Regions from separate parts of the Homo sapiens genome. Here all the other regions are linked to region 1. Evidence: read pairs that join two places in POLR2A ChIA-PET (ENCODE). Cell type or tissue: A673. All regions are shown on one strand.

Region 1 (5,000 bases):
ACATGTTCTCACTCATAAGTGGGAGTTGAACAATGAGAACATATGGACACAGGGAGGGGAACATCACACACCGGGGCCTGTTGGGGGATGGGGTACTAGGGGAGGGATAGCATTAGGAGAAATACCTAATGTAGATGATGGGTTGATGGGTGCAGCAAACCACCATGGCACATATATACCTATGTAACCTGCACATTCTGCACATGTATCCTAGAACTTAAAGTATAATTTAAAAAACAAACAAAACTTAAGAGGAGAATAGGAGAATAGACTACTATTTTTACACAGATATTTACCATTTCTGGTGCTCTTCCTTCATTCCTGATGTTTTCAGGTTTCCTTCTGGTATCATTTCCCTCTGTCTGAAGAATTTTCTTTAGCAATTATTTTAGAACAGCTCTGCTAGAAATGAATTCTTTTAGTTTGTCTTCATATGAGAATGCCATTATTTCACCTGAATTCCTGATGGATATTTTCACTAGATGTAGTATTCTGTGTTGACACTTTCAGTGCTTTAAAATTATTGTGCCACTTCTGGCCGGGCGCGGTGGCTCATGCCTGTAATCCCAGCACTTTGGGAGGCCAAGGTGGGTGGATCATGAGGTCAGGAGATTGAGACCATCCTGGCTAACATGGTGAAACCCCGTCTCTAATAAAAATACAAAAAAATTAGCCGAGCGTGGTGGCAGGTGCCTGTAGTTCCAGCTAGTTGGGAGGCTGAGATAGGAGAATGGCATGAACCCAGGAGGCAGAGCTTGCAGTGAGCCTAGATCACACCACTGCACTCCAGTCTGGGCGACAGAGCAAGACTCCGTCTCAAAAAAAAAAAAAAATTATTGTGCCACTTCTGTGGTTTGCATGGATCCTGCTGAGAGATTTGCTGTGATTCAGATTGTTTGTGTGTAGGTAGTACTTTGAATTTCTCTAGCTACTTCCAAGATTTTTTTCTTTGTCTTCATTTTCAGCATTTTGATTGTGATGTGTTTGGGTATAAATTTATGTGTTAAACCTGTTTGGGGTTTGTTGAACTTCTTAAATCTGTAGATTTGTCTTTTGCCAAATTTGAGACCTTTTCTTCCATTATTCTAAATTTTTCAGCACCTTTTGTCATTATCCGAGAGGTCTCTGAGATTCTACTCATTGTTTTTTCAAATCTTTTTTCTCTCTGCTGTTCAGATTGGTTAATTTTTATTGATCTATTTACAAGTTCATTGACTCTGTCATGTTTACCTTGCTATTGAAACCATCCAGTGAATTTTTTTTAAATGTTGGCTATTGTATTTTTCTGTTCTAAAATATCCATTTGATTCTTCTTTATGTCTTCTATTTATTTGCTGATACTTTCTATTTTTTTCTTATTGGCTTCAAAAATGCTTGTGACTGCTTGTAGGAGAATTGTTATAACAAAGTCAAGAACTTTGGAGGGTCTGATATTTTACCTTACTTGCAAGTTAACAAGTTAGGCTGCCACAATTTCATGAATAGTGACAGAAGACACGAGACTCCTGGGTCAGAGACAAAGGACAGTTTATTACCCACACGAATAGCAGGAGGCAGAGTATCAGCATTTAACCCAGTTTTCTGAGCCTCAGTTCCCACACAGTGATGCTGTGAGGGCCTGGTGATACCTGTATATGTAGTGGGATTTATGAATGCTGTGGGAAACACCAGTCTTCAATAAAGGGCCAGCAAACCTGCCCAGCCTTGCCCTGGAGAGAGACATTATCTTTTTTTTTTCATCCTGGAAGGAAAAAAATCTGTCCTTGGTCCCAAAGGAAGACATTCTATCTTCCAAGGATGTTTGCTATACAAACAGCTAAAAAAGATAGTTCAGAGAAAAAGCTGTTAATGCCTTTGCCTAGAACACCTGTAGAAATGCAAGAGACCAATGGAGAATAGACTCCTAACAAATATTAGTAGTTGCTTTAAAGCCTTCATCAGACAATTTTATCATCTGTGTTATCTCAGCATTGTCCTTTTTTTTCCCTATATGAATTGAGATTTTCTTGTTGTTTTTTTTTTTGTTTGTTTGCTTTGTAATTTTGGACCGTATCATGGATATTTTGAATATTCTGTTTTGAGATGCTGGATCTTATTTAAATCCTATTAAGAATGTTGATATTTTTGTTTTAGCAGGCAATCAAGCTGGCTAGGTTCCTGCCACAAGTTCAGACTAGTCTTCTGTAGGTGAGAAAGCGCATAATGATATTAATATCCACCTCCCAAACCCCAGAGTGTGTTACATTCCAGGGTGATAAACCTAGAGGGGCCTTCTTCCTCTTCCCAGAGGAAATTCACTTACATTTCAAGATAATGAATAATTTCTCTCCTGAATGGGAGGAATGGGTAGGTCACCAGCAGCTTTGATAAAAGCTTGGAGGCTTCTAAATTTAAGATTCTTCTCCTGTGATGCAACCCACTGCACAGGAAACATCTGTTGCCTTACGGGAAATGGGGCATGGGGAAATGACACAAGGTGTTGTAAATGCTTTGTGCTTTCAGTAGCAAATCTTTTATGGCACCAGCCCAGCAGTCTGGTGTCTTCTGGCAGTATATGTATATGAAACTGTGGCAAGCTAACCTATTAGCTTGCAAGAAGGACAAACTCTAAGACACTTCACAGTTTCTGACTTAACAGGGGAGAGTGGCAGGATGTGAAGGTGAAGGAGCAGGCAGGGCAAATTACATAGCACCATCCATAGCTAAGGTAATAGATGAATTGTTAATGTTAAAAATAATGACAGCTGGCCGGTCACGGTGGCTCATGCCTGTAATCCCAGCACTTCAGGAGGCCGAGGCAGGCGGATCACGAGGTCAGGAGATCTAGACCACCCTGGCTAAAATGGTGAAACTCTGTCTCCACTAAAAATACAAAAAATTAGCCTGGCGTGGTGGCAGGCACCTGTAGTCTTAGCTACTCGGGAGGCTGAGGCAGGAGAATTGCTTGAACCCAGGAGGCGGAGCTTGCAGTGAGCCAAGATCGCGACACTGCACTCACTCCAGCCTGGGCAACGGAGCGAGACTCCATCTAAAAAAAAAAGAATAATGACAGCAGTAGCAGTGGAAAGGAAAACAAGACACTGCATGCTAAGCTCTTCTGCAATGAGGGTGAGAGACCAGGAAGACAGTAGACGACTGTAAAAAAAAAAAGGAGAATGGATGATATGGTCAAGGGAACTAGAATTTTCAAAGGAGAAAAAAGGTCTGGAATTGGCAGTGGGGAATAAGCAGGACACCTACCTCATCTCTAGGCTCCTTTGGTAAGTGGGTTGAGTAATTTTTAAAAGCAGACACAATTTGAGAGTATTGCAAGGAAAGCAATATTATTAGGAGATGGTTAGGTTTTGGTTAGAGTAAGAAAATGAAAGGAATGTTTAGAAAAGGTGTTAAGGATTAGGGGATTTGACTGATGACAATACAGTGGAAGGGTCAACACAGATTAAGAGGAGTGGGAGCCTGGGCACAGGGGCTCATGCCTGTAATCCCAGCACCTTGGGAGGTCGAGCCAGGCAGATCACCTGAGGTGAGGAGTTCGAGACCAGCCTGGCCAACATGGTGAAACCCTGTCTCTACTAAAACACAAAAATTAGCTGGGTGTGGTGGCTCATGCCTGTAATCCCAGCTACTTGGGAGGCTGAGGCAGGAGAATTGCTTGAATCCGGGAGGCAGAGTTTGCAGTGAGACAAGATCGCACCACTGCACTCCAGCATGGGTGACAGAGCAAGACTCCGTCTCAAAAAAAAAAAAAAAAAAAGGAATGGGAAATTAGGCTATATTAGAGCAAAGCATGATGGTGTTACAATTCTATACAATGGACTTTAAAAGATGCAAATAGGGAAATGAGGTATGATGGGGTTATTTCTATTTTTTTAAAAAAAGGTCTCATTATAGCCTCTTGGGATTGTTCTTTTAAGCAGTTTGTAGCGTGTTATTATAATCTCTTGGAATTGTTCTGTTAGGCAGTTTATAAAGCAGGTGGATATTGTGATGGGTCGGGGGTAGATTTACCAGGATCACATTCAGCTCTTTGTGCCTCTAAAATCCAGCTGGAGTTGTGACTGGGAAGAACTCTGGATGTGTTATTTAAATCCAGGAACACTGGGAATTTTAGAGGCTTTCTTTACAGTCTAAGTCTTTGGTGTTGCTGCCACTGGACAGGCAATCTCCAGGAGCTTGGAAATCCTGCTGTGACTGGGAAAGAGCATAGTGATATAAGTAAATATCTACCAGGAAAATCCAAGAAAAGCAACATCACTTTAGGTGTCTCCTCAAACTTCAGCTCATCAGAGGGGGCTTATTTTAATACATTATCTGAAAGAATATCTTTCCTGGTCACTTTCCATCCTCCTTTCTATGCTTTTCCCGACCACCACCTCCTTAGCACTTATCACCACCTGTCATATATTTCTCTGTTTAGTATTTCCTCTCTGTAGGATATAAAGACCTGGAGAACAGATTTATTACTGCTATTTCCAGGACCCAGAATAGCATTTGGCACATTGTACACACTCAATAAATATTTGTAGAGTGGATGGATAAACTGAAGAATATTAGAACCATTAAACAAGTCTAGTAATGTGACCAATTAAAAAATCAGTAATTCTGCTGGGCGTGGTGGCTCATGCCTGTAATCCCAGCACTTTGGGAGGCCGAGGTGGGCAGAACATCCGAGGTCGGGAGTTCAAGGCCAGCCTGGCAATCAAGGTGAAACCCCATCTCTACTAAAAATACAAAAATTGGTGTGGCATGTGCCTGTAATCCCAGCTACTTGGGAGGCTGAGGCAAGAGAATCACTTGAACTCGGGTGGCAAAGGTTGCAGTGACCCGACATTTTACCACTGCACTCCAGCCTGGGTGACAGAGTGAGACCCTGTCTCAAAAAAACAAAACAAAACAAAACAAAAAAAACAAAAAGGACAAAAAAACCCAGTAATGGTAATAAAAAATATAAAATATTCAGAAGTAAACTAAATGGTAAATAGTACTCAAATTTACCGACA
Region 2 (5,000 bases), 190 kb before region 1:
GCTAAACGGTGCCCTTTTTCTTGACTTAGACATCAATTTTTTTTTCTTCTCAATAATATTGGCAGGCATAGCTAATAGCTTAATCAGTATCCATTTTCCTCTTCTTTCTTACCAATGCAACCTCAATTTTTAACCAGGTTGCAATATACCCAGTTTATATTCATCTCTCTAGCCTTGCTTACAACTAGAGATGGCTCTGTGACTCATTTGATCAATGAGTTAAAAGCAGAAATCTGCTGAATGGAGCCTCTGGGAATACTATTGTTTTTATAGCTTAAAAAGAAATGGTGCTGACTCACTCAGTTAATCCCTGCTGCCCTTCACCATATCACACTACCCTGTCCTGCTGCCTGCACTACCCCCTTCTTGCCACTTCTATTCAATATTGTACTGTAGGTTCCAGCCAGGGGAGTTCAGCAAGAAAAATGAAAAAAAAAAAAAAAAAAAAAGGCATCCAGTTAGAAAGGAAGAAATAGTTGGCCGGGCACGGTGGCTCATGCCTGTAATCCCAGCACTTTGGGAGGCCAAGGCGGGAAGATCACCTGAGGTCAGGAGTTCCAGACCAGAATGGCCAACATGGTGAAACCCCGTCTCTACTAAAAATACAAAAATTAGCCGGGTATGGTGGTGCACGCCTGTAATCCCACCTACTTGGGAGGCTGAGGCAGGAGAATCACTTGAACCCAGGAGGTGGAGGTAGCAGTGAGCTGAGATAGCGCGATTGCACTCCAACCTGGACAAGAGCAAAACTCTGTCTCAAAAAAAAAAAAAAGACAAAAAAGGAAAGGAAGAAATAGTTACCTCTATTTGCAGATGACATACTCTTGTCTACAGAAAATCCTAAATAATCTGCAAAAAAATTGATTGCAGCTAATAAATGAATTTGGCAAGGTTGCAGGATACAATATGAATATATAAAGATCAATTACATTTCTATACACTCACAATAAATAACTCCCAAATGAAAACAAATCCATTAACAATAGCATCAAAGAGAATGCTTCTGCTTTACTTGTTTCCAAAATTCTCACCACTCCCTTTACTCTCTCTGTCTCTCTCTGCCTATCCAACCCCTACCCCGTAGCCTCCCAGCCTTCTACTTTCCCCACTTTACACACAAACACACACACACACACACACACACACACTGAATTTGAATTTGTATCACAACAGCAAACAGTTTATTGAAAGCATGGATTTGGATTTGGACTGATCTAACTTTGAATCCAAGTTTCGCTTTTTGTTTGCTTGTGTCCATGAGGCATGTACCTAAGCTCTCTAAGCTGTTTCCTTGTCCACAGAAAGGGGATAATAAGAACACCTACCTCAGGGGGGTTTTGTGATGTTTAAATTAGATGTATATAAGATGTTTAGCCCAGAACCTGGCACACTGTGTGTTCTCACCTAATGGTGTATAGTAGCTGTGACTGCTGCAACTTGCTAACCACCAGAGATGTTTGTAAAAACAAAACAAAAAACTCATCCTGGACTTGTTTCATTCTGCTGAAGATCAGAGAAGAAGAGACCCTGGCTTACCCATGGGATGGCAAGAATTATATCTGTAAATAATAATAATAATTAATAATAATTCCTTGTTCCAGTAGAAATTTTCCTAGACATAATACTCCAGTGTTAAAGTACTGAACTGTCTTGAGATGCTCTCAGTAAATACATGGTTCTATCAAATCTGTTGTTTCTTTTTACTTTTTTTTTTTTTAGACGGAGTCCTGCTTTTGTTGCCCAGGCTGGAGTGCAGTGGCGCGATCTCAGCTCACTGCAACCTCTACCTCCCGGGTTCAAACGATTCTCCTGCCTCAGCCTCCCAAGTAGCTGGGATTACAGGTACATGCCACCATGCCCGGCTAATTTTTGTATTTTTCATAGAGATGGGGTTTCACCATGTTAGCCAGGATGGCCTCAATCTCCTGACCTCATGATCCACCTGCCTTGGCCTCCCAAAGTGCTGGGATTATAGGCATGAGCCACCATGCCTGGCCCAAATTTGTTGTTTCTTAATAAGGAGACTTTTTGGCTTACATATAAAATTATTAAGGGATAGAGCAATAGATACTCTGTGAAAGAGATAATAGGAGCAGGATATGGCTTGGAAAAAAGAAGTCAGGCTATGTGAAATTAATAATGGTCTTCAATAAGGATTTAACAACCTATTATGAAGAGTATAGTGGTCAGTTCTGCTCCATTTCCACTAAAACACAGATGAAGTATGAGGCTTAACTGTGGCATTTAAAGTAGAGATTTAGTCAAGTCTGGATTATACATGCTTAGAAAAGGGAATCAAGGAATGGATAATGAGGACCATTTTATAATCTAAAACTGCATTTGGCCTTAAAGTGAAGTCACTGACATTTATTCAGGGAATGTCTTTATGAAAACAACCATATTGATTGTCTTGAAGATTTTTTTTTCTTGTTGCAGTTGCATTCATTAATTGCGCAATTGATTAGATCACTCAGTAGATCATTCTTGGTAATTTTTCATGCTAAAGCATCTGGTTAATTAGGTTTTATCACGATTAAAAAAAAAAAAGAAGAAAGAAAGAAAGAAACAGCCCATTCTTAGACTGGTTTGCAGACCACGGTCAGCCAAGGGGCACATTCCTGTATTCATCCCAGCCTCCTGGGACCAGGACTTCTCCACTCGCCTGTAAACTGCTCCATCCAGGCTCCTGTCTTTCAGTGAGGATTTGGGCTCCGGCTTTGAACTCTGTCCTCCTCAAGTACCATCAGCATCTTAGGTGACCTGAAGCCTACCTCAAGGACCCATCACACCTGAGTTCCTCACTTCTTTGCTTTTCTTCTCCCCTTCAGCCGCCAATGAGTTAAAAGTACAAATCTGCTGAATGGAGCCTCTGGGAATACTATTGTTTTTATAGCTTAAAAAGAAATAGTGCTGACTCACTCAGTTAATCCCTGCTGCCGTTTACCACATCACACTACCCTGTCCTGCTGCCTGCACTACCCCCTTCTTGCCACTTCTATTCAACGTGGTACTGTAGGTTCCAGCTAGGGGAGTTCAGCAAGAAAAATGAAAAAAAAAAAAAAAAGAAAAGGGGGGCATCCAATGGACACACCTTGATCTTGTCGTCCCAGATCCGCTCCTCTTCTGAAATCAGAAAACTGAAACTTCTTACCCTTCCAACCAGGCGACTCAGTTACTTCCCAGACACCATCTCCTTGACCCCTGCAGCCCCACCTTGTTTCTTGAGTCAACTCTCCTGATCTCCTGCTTCAAATCTCCACCCTTCAATTCTGTCAGCCCCACCTCACCCTCTCAGCAGATCACCCCACCCCATCAGAAGAAAACAGATACTCCCAGAAGAGAAGAAGTGGAACACGTGCCGTCATATCTCTACACTGCTTCCGCCTTCTTCCTTCCCTTCCGTTACGACAGAGGAAGTCACTCATCCGTCCTAGCTCCTGGACGCTGGACCGCTCCTCAACTCCCTGCTCAGGGGGAGACTAGCTCCTCGTATTATGTTCAGTCTCTACGTTTCTCTACAGAAAGGTAGGAACTAGGGAGCATTTAAACACATTTGTTTTTTCCCAATCTTGAAAGTAAAATCAAAGCCCCTTGTCAAACCCCCCTCCAAATCCTAAACTGTCTTTTTCCTCTCCATGGACAGTCGTCTCTTCTCTCCCTCTGCAGCCCTCCCAAGTCCCACGGCAGCTGGGTCTTCATCTCTCCACTGCACCCAGAATCACACGCTGACCCAGATAAAGCTCAATGCAGTGAACACTCTTGGGTTTGTATCTGTTTTACCTCCAGGCAACATTTGTTGCTACAGACTACTCCCTGTTCTCTTCCTTTCTGTAATCCAAGTGCTCTCTAGGTCTCATATTCAGTCTCCCTCCTAGACGCCTCCACCCTGGAATAATGTGTTTCGTGTTTTTTCTTAGGGCTGTGTCCTGCGTTCTTTTCTCTTCTCGCTCTTCCAGCTCTCACTGGCTGCATTTGTTTCCTCTCGAGGCTTCATTTACAATCTGATGTGTGACAACCTTCAGTCCTTTTTCCCTAGGGTAGGCTTTTCTCCAGAGCTCCATGTAGCTAACTAACCACTGGACACCGGTTCTTGGAGCCAGCTCCTTCAAACCGCTCAACTCATCCTGTCTCCAACAAAATCATCCTTAGCCCTTCCTTTCTCCCAAGTCACCCTGCAGGTTCCCTTGCTCCTAGTAATAACGCCATTGTTTACCCTGTTGCTCAAGCCACGAAGTTAGGAGTTACTCCTAAAGCCTCCCTCTCTTGACTCCTCAGATCCAATCAATCATCAAGTCTTCAGTTCTCCGCTCTAGATATCTAGCTAGCTATTTCTAATCCCCACCAGCCCTTGCTTTAGTATAGCAAAACCCTCCTAACTGGTCTCCCTGGTTCCTGCCTGGCTCTTGCACACAGCTTTGAATCTATAAAATGTTAATCCAATTGTGTCCTGCATTCCCTCCCCTTCATCTGAAACCCTCTAAGACTTCTCATGGCCCCTAAGGGAAAAGGCAGCCTCCCAAAGAGGGCTCAGAAGACTCCTGGGGCTCTGCACAATTTGGCCCCCTTACCCAAGCACCGGCCTCACTCCTCTGCACTCTCTGCTGCACTCCACACCTCACTCCAGGGCCTCGTTGCGCTTCCCGCTCTCTCTGGGCAGTCCTCCAGTACTCCTCTCCTTTCCCAACTAGGCTAACCCTTACTCAGGCTTCAAATCTCAGTTTAAATGTCACTTCCACGTGAAGCCCTCTGTATTGGGTGGAATGATGCCCTTTTACTCCTCCCCTCCACAAAAGCTATTCCACATCCGGGCCGGGTGGCTCACACCTGTAATCCTAGCACTTTGGGAGGCTGAAGTGGGTGGATCACTTGATGTCAAGAGTTTGAGACCAGCCTGGCCAACATGGTGAAACCCTATCTCTACTAAAATACAAAAATTAGCCAGGCATGGTAGTGGGTGCCTGTAGTCCCAGCTACTCGGGAGGCTGAGGCAGGAGAATTGC
Region 3 (5,000 bases), 72 kb before region 1:
TACAAAAAGTAGCCAGGCCTGGTGGTGCATGCCTGTAGTCCCAGCTACTCGAGAGGCTGAGGTGAGAGGATCACTTAAGCACAGGAAGGCAAGGCTGCAGTGAGCTGGGATTGTGCCACTGCACTCCAGCCTTAGGCAACAGAGTGAGACCCTGTCTCAAAAAAAAAAAAAAAATAGTAAAGTACATCTTGCCATCACCCTGCTGAAACACTTCAATGGCTTTCCATTGCAGCTAGAATAAAATCCAAGCTATTTACAATGGACTGGCTCCTGCTCCCTCTCCAGTATCATTCAGTCCGTTCTCCCCCACCCACTGTACTCCAGCCAGACCTTCTGTTCCTCAAACTTGCCAAGCGTTTTCCTGGATCCAGGCCTTTATACCTGCTGATTACTCTGCCTGTTTGCCTCTAGCTCTTTGCATAGCTTCTCTCTGTCACCCTTCAGCCCTTGACTCACACCGCCCTCATCAGAGGTGCCCTCCTTGACCGTCATGTCTCAGAAGGCCTCCTCAACTTATCTGCTGTCTTACCACCCAAATTGTTTCATTGTTATCCCTAATCCACAGTTATTTTGTGTATTTGTTATTCCTCTGTCTTCTAACACTGTAACATAAGCATCACTGGGGAACAGCCTTTGCCTGTCTTGTTTATTGCTACATCCTTAGTCCCTTACACAGTGCCTGAAACATAAGGGATGCTTGTTTAATATTTATAAAATAAAAGAATGAACTTTCCCTATGAATCTCCATCTCCTAATTTATTCCTCTTCATCAAAGGAAATGCAAGGCTAAACATGAGTGCATAATGGGAATAACAAGTGTTAACACAGGATTTGTGTGATGAGTGGATGACTTCCAGGAAAAAGCAATCAGAGGAGCCAATTTGGTGGTAAAAAAGGAAAGAAAGAAAAAGGAAGGAAGGAAAGGAAGGAAGGAAGGAAGAAAGAAAAAGAAAGAAAGAGAGAAAGAGAAAGAAAGAGGGAGGGAGGGAAGGGGGCAATTGTGATTGGATGAGAGCAGAAAGTAGCGGAAAATGCTGTGTCTGCATTGTCAACCAATAGCAATTTGGATTGCCACAGCTACAGACACCTCAGGAGGTCTTGGAAGAAGGCATGGGGAGGAGAAGGCAGCCTAATCAAGGTGACATACCTGCTTCCTGCAAATTCAAAATCACATGCTGGGGTGAGGTGGCTCTCACTGTCCATATGAATTTCCATTTCTTTTCACTTCCTTTCTTTACCCACCTTCTCTATTCTGCCTCCGCCTGCTACAATTCATCTCCTTTAAGGTTCCCTGTATTGGATAAATTTTAACCCAAGCATTAGGCAGCACACGTTTCTGAGAGGAGCAGAGGCTGCAGAATCAGACAAGCCTGGCTTTAAATTCTTGCTGTATTCCATTGCTCTATTCCTTCTAGCAATATTATTTTAGTAAAGTTAACTTCTCTAAGAGAAGCAATAATACCTGTCTCATAAAGGTTATTGTGAAGATTAAATGAGATACTACATTAAGAACTTGCCCCAGTATGGAGCAGAGTAATAAAGTTATATAACTTCAAAACAAGCAGGGTGAGGCTGGGGAGGAGAGGGGTGGTTAATAAGAAAAAGAAAAAAAAACAGTATTTGTTAAAAACCTACAGGAGACATCATATTTAATGGTGAAATGTCAAAAGCATTCTACTTTAGATAAAGAACAAGACATGGATGTCAGCTGTCACCTCTCTCATTTAATAACATGCTGGACATCTTGCCCAGTGCAATAAAACAAGAGAAATGTAAAAAATTTATAGGAGGTGGAAAGAATGAAAAAAACTATTTTTATTTGAAGGTGATATAATTTTTGTAGAACACCAAAAAGAATCTCCAATAATTAGGATTAATAAATGTTTCACTTGGTTCTTCAATCCAAAATTAATATATAAAAATTGGCCAGGTACAGTGGCTCACACCTGTAATCCCAGCACTTTGGGAAGACAAGACAAGAGAATCGCTTGAGGCCAGGAGATCCAGACCAGCCTGGCCAACATGGTGAAACCCTATCTCTACTAAAAACACAAAAATTAGCCGGGCATGGTGGCACACACCTGTAATCTCAGCTACTCGGGAGGCTGAGGCACAAGAATCGCTTGAACACTGCAGAGATCGTACGTAGTGAGACGAGACAAGATCACACCACTGTACTCTGGCCTGGGCGACAGAGCAAAACTGTCTCAAAAAAAAGAATTCAATCAATCAAACCCTTTAAGAAGAAAATTATAAAACTTCACTGAAAGACATTAAAGAGGCAGGGGATGGTGGCTCATACCTCTAACCCCAACACTTTGGGAGGCAGAGGTGGGAGGATTGTTTGAGCCCAGGAGTTTGCAACCAGCCTGGGCAATATAGCAAGACCCTGTTTCTACAAAAAGTAAAAAAAAAAAATTAGCCAGTCATGGTGGGGTGCACTGATAGTCCCAGCTACTTGGAATGCTAAGCCAGGAAGATTACTTGAGCCCAGGAGTTCAAGTCTGCAATAAGCTATGATTAGGCCACTGCACTTGACAGAGTGAGATCCTGTCTCAAAAAGAAAGAAAGACTTAAAGAAAACCTAAATAAATGGAAAGATTTACCATATTCTTGGCCAGGAAAACTCAATATTGTTAAGATATTGATTCTCCTAAGTGGACTGATAAATTCAAAGCGTTCCAATCAAAATCCCAACATTGTTTTTTATTTGATGAGTTAAATCTAAAATTTAGGTAAACAACAAAGGCCCCAGAATTACCAAAACTGTGGATGAAGAGCAAGATGTGGGACTTGACCTACCAAATATCAAGATAGAAAGCTTTAGGAATTAAGGACGTGTAGTACCAGCCCAGAAACAGACAAATAGGCCAATTAAATGAAATAGCCCAGAAACAGACCCAGGCATATATGGAGCCTTCATTGATAATAGAATGGTCACTATCGTTCAATAGGGAAAAAGTGGGTGACTTAATAAATGGTGTCAGGACAATTAGATATTCATATAAAAAATATAAAATTAGATCCTCAATTCATACTATATAAAAATCAACTATATGTGGATTAAAGACTTCATTTTTTTAATGTGAAAAATACAGCTATAGAACATTTAGAATAACATATAGATGGAACAGTTTTTTTACTTCAGAGTAAGAAAAATGTTATTAAACAAGACACAAAAGCACACACCATAAATAAAATTATCAATAAATTCAGTTGTATTAAAATTAAGAACATCTGTTCTGGCCAGTTGTGGTGGCTCACGCCTGTAATCCCAGCACTTTGGGAGGCTGAGGCAGGTGGATCACCTGAGGTCAGGAGTTCGACACCAGCCTGGCCAACATGGAGAAACCCCATCTCTACTAAAAATACAAAAACTATCTAGGTATGGTGGCGGGCATCTGTAATCCCAGCTACTTGGGAGGCTGAGGCAGGAGAATCGCTTGAACCCAGGAGGCTGAGGTTGCAGTGAGACAAGATCGCACCACTGCACTCCAGCCTGGGCAACAGAGTGAGACTCCGTCTCAAAAAAAAAAAAAAAAAAATCCGTTCTTTGAAAGACACTGTAAAAAGAGTGAAGAGACAATCTATAAATGGAGAGAAGATATTTGCCTCACATATGATCGGCGAAGGAATCATATCCAGAACATATAGAACTTTTACAAATCAGTAAGAAAAAGACAAAGAACCCAACAGAAAAATAAAAGACCTGACAAGAAATTCAAGAAAACAAAGACATTACCAGAATTTAACAAATAAATGAAAAGTTGCTCATTAGTAAACAGAAAAATACAAACTAAAATCATTAGAATCCATTTTACTCTCACTAGATTAACAAAACATCATTTAGTTGGATAATAACAAGTGTTGTGAAGTCCTGCCTCAGGACCTTTGCACATGCTGCCTGCTTGAGCTGGAATACTCTACCTTTACATCTTAGCAGGGCTTGTTCCTTCACTTCATTCAGATCTGGTTCAGTTGTTACCCTACTAAGAGGCTTTTTCTGACCATAATATCCAAATAATGCCCTTCAGCCTCCAACATTCTGTAGCCTGTTACCTGCTTTATTATCATTTTCAAAGCACTTGTTAACATTTTGCTACATTTATTCTCTGTGTGTGTGTGTGTGTGTGTGTATGTACACATAAGGATTCACACACATTTGTTATTATTATTTTGCAGAACCTTTTGAAAGTAGGTAGCTGACATACTAAGTGATTTTCAGATGGCGAACACTTTGGGGAAAAGGATGATTATGTAGAAAACAAATAACATTCAAATAGAGCATACTGACTGTGAAGAGGTGGAGATTATTATAAATCTTCAAGACTACTGTAAGCAGAATTAAGGAAATTAGATCCCCCTCACCGTATAGTTATTGTTATTTTGCAGAACATACTAAAAGCAGGTTGTTGACATCAGGACACTTCACCCCTAAATACTTCCATATGTATCTCCTAAGATTCTCCCACTTAACCTCAATACTATTATCACAAGTAAGACAATTGACAATCATTCCCTAATACCATCTAACACGCAGCCAGTATTCAAATTTCCAAGTACTCCTTTTAGAGGTCATAATCATATCAATTATATTGAAATGCACCCATGGTACCCTAAGGTTTTTCAGAAAATTTTTTAAAAGATAATTTTACTTCTGAAATAATTTAGCTACAATCAAACCACTTAATTTGCAATCAGTTATAGTTTCTTAGCAAGCATAGTACATGCTTGGGAACTCTTTTGAAGGAAAATAATCTAATCCACTTTGTTGGATTGAAGGACAATAATCTAATCCAATTGTTTTCAAATATAATTACATTATATTTTTATGAATACTAACATTTTATCAACTACTAATGTTAGCATTAATTTTTAGTTTGCAGATATTTAATTAAATGCTCTTTAGTTCTGTTTTATTCATTTTTATTTTCATATTTTGGGGTCAATTCTTTTTTTTTTCAGGTCTCAAAAATTTTTATAGGCCATCTGAAAGCTCC

Evidence for each region. Peaks named below come from ENCODE experiments on the same cell type or tissue, not always from the same donor. Only the 100,000 strongest peaks of a DNase experiment are listed, where the experiment ranks them.
Region 2: POLR2A ChIA-PET joins it to region 1 with 9 read pairs; 1 of 35 experiments calls an interaction of 5 or more read pairs at or near these places.
Region 3: POLR2A ChIA-PET joins it to region 1 with 6 read pairs; 3 of 35 experiments call an interaction of 5 or more read pairs at or near these places.

Annotation. Positions count from the first base shown.
Region 1 is chr4:139,417,057-139,422,056 of GRCh38, reverse strand. No RefSeq gene overlaps it. Among named protein-coding and RNA genes, the nearest start is that of RAB33B-AS1, 34 kb to the left of the region's middle. In A673, no CTCF peak of the experiment used is centred here; a DNase peak (open chromatin) is centred at 2,466; H3K27ac peaks cover 2,733 bases.
Region 2 is chr4:139,605,123-139,610,122 of GRCh38, reverse strand. It overlaps LOC105377622 (a long non-coding RNA gene), which reads left to right and starts at 3,420. Exons shown (of 6, transcript NR_171655.1): 1 at 3,420-3,525; 2 at 3,667-3,763. In A673, CTCF peaks have their summits at 456 and 3,012; DNase peaks (open chromatin) are centred at 302, 2,942 and 4,412; H3K27ac peaks cover 4,704 bases.
Region 3 is chr4:139,488,715-139,493,714 of GRCh38, reverse strand. It overlaps a transcript of SETD7 not described here. Among named protein-coding and RNA genes, the nearest start is that of RAB33B, 37 kb to the right of the region's middle. In A673, no CTCF peak of the experiment used is centred here; no DNase peak of the experiment used is centred here.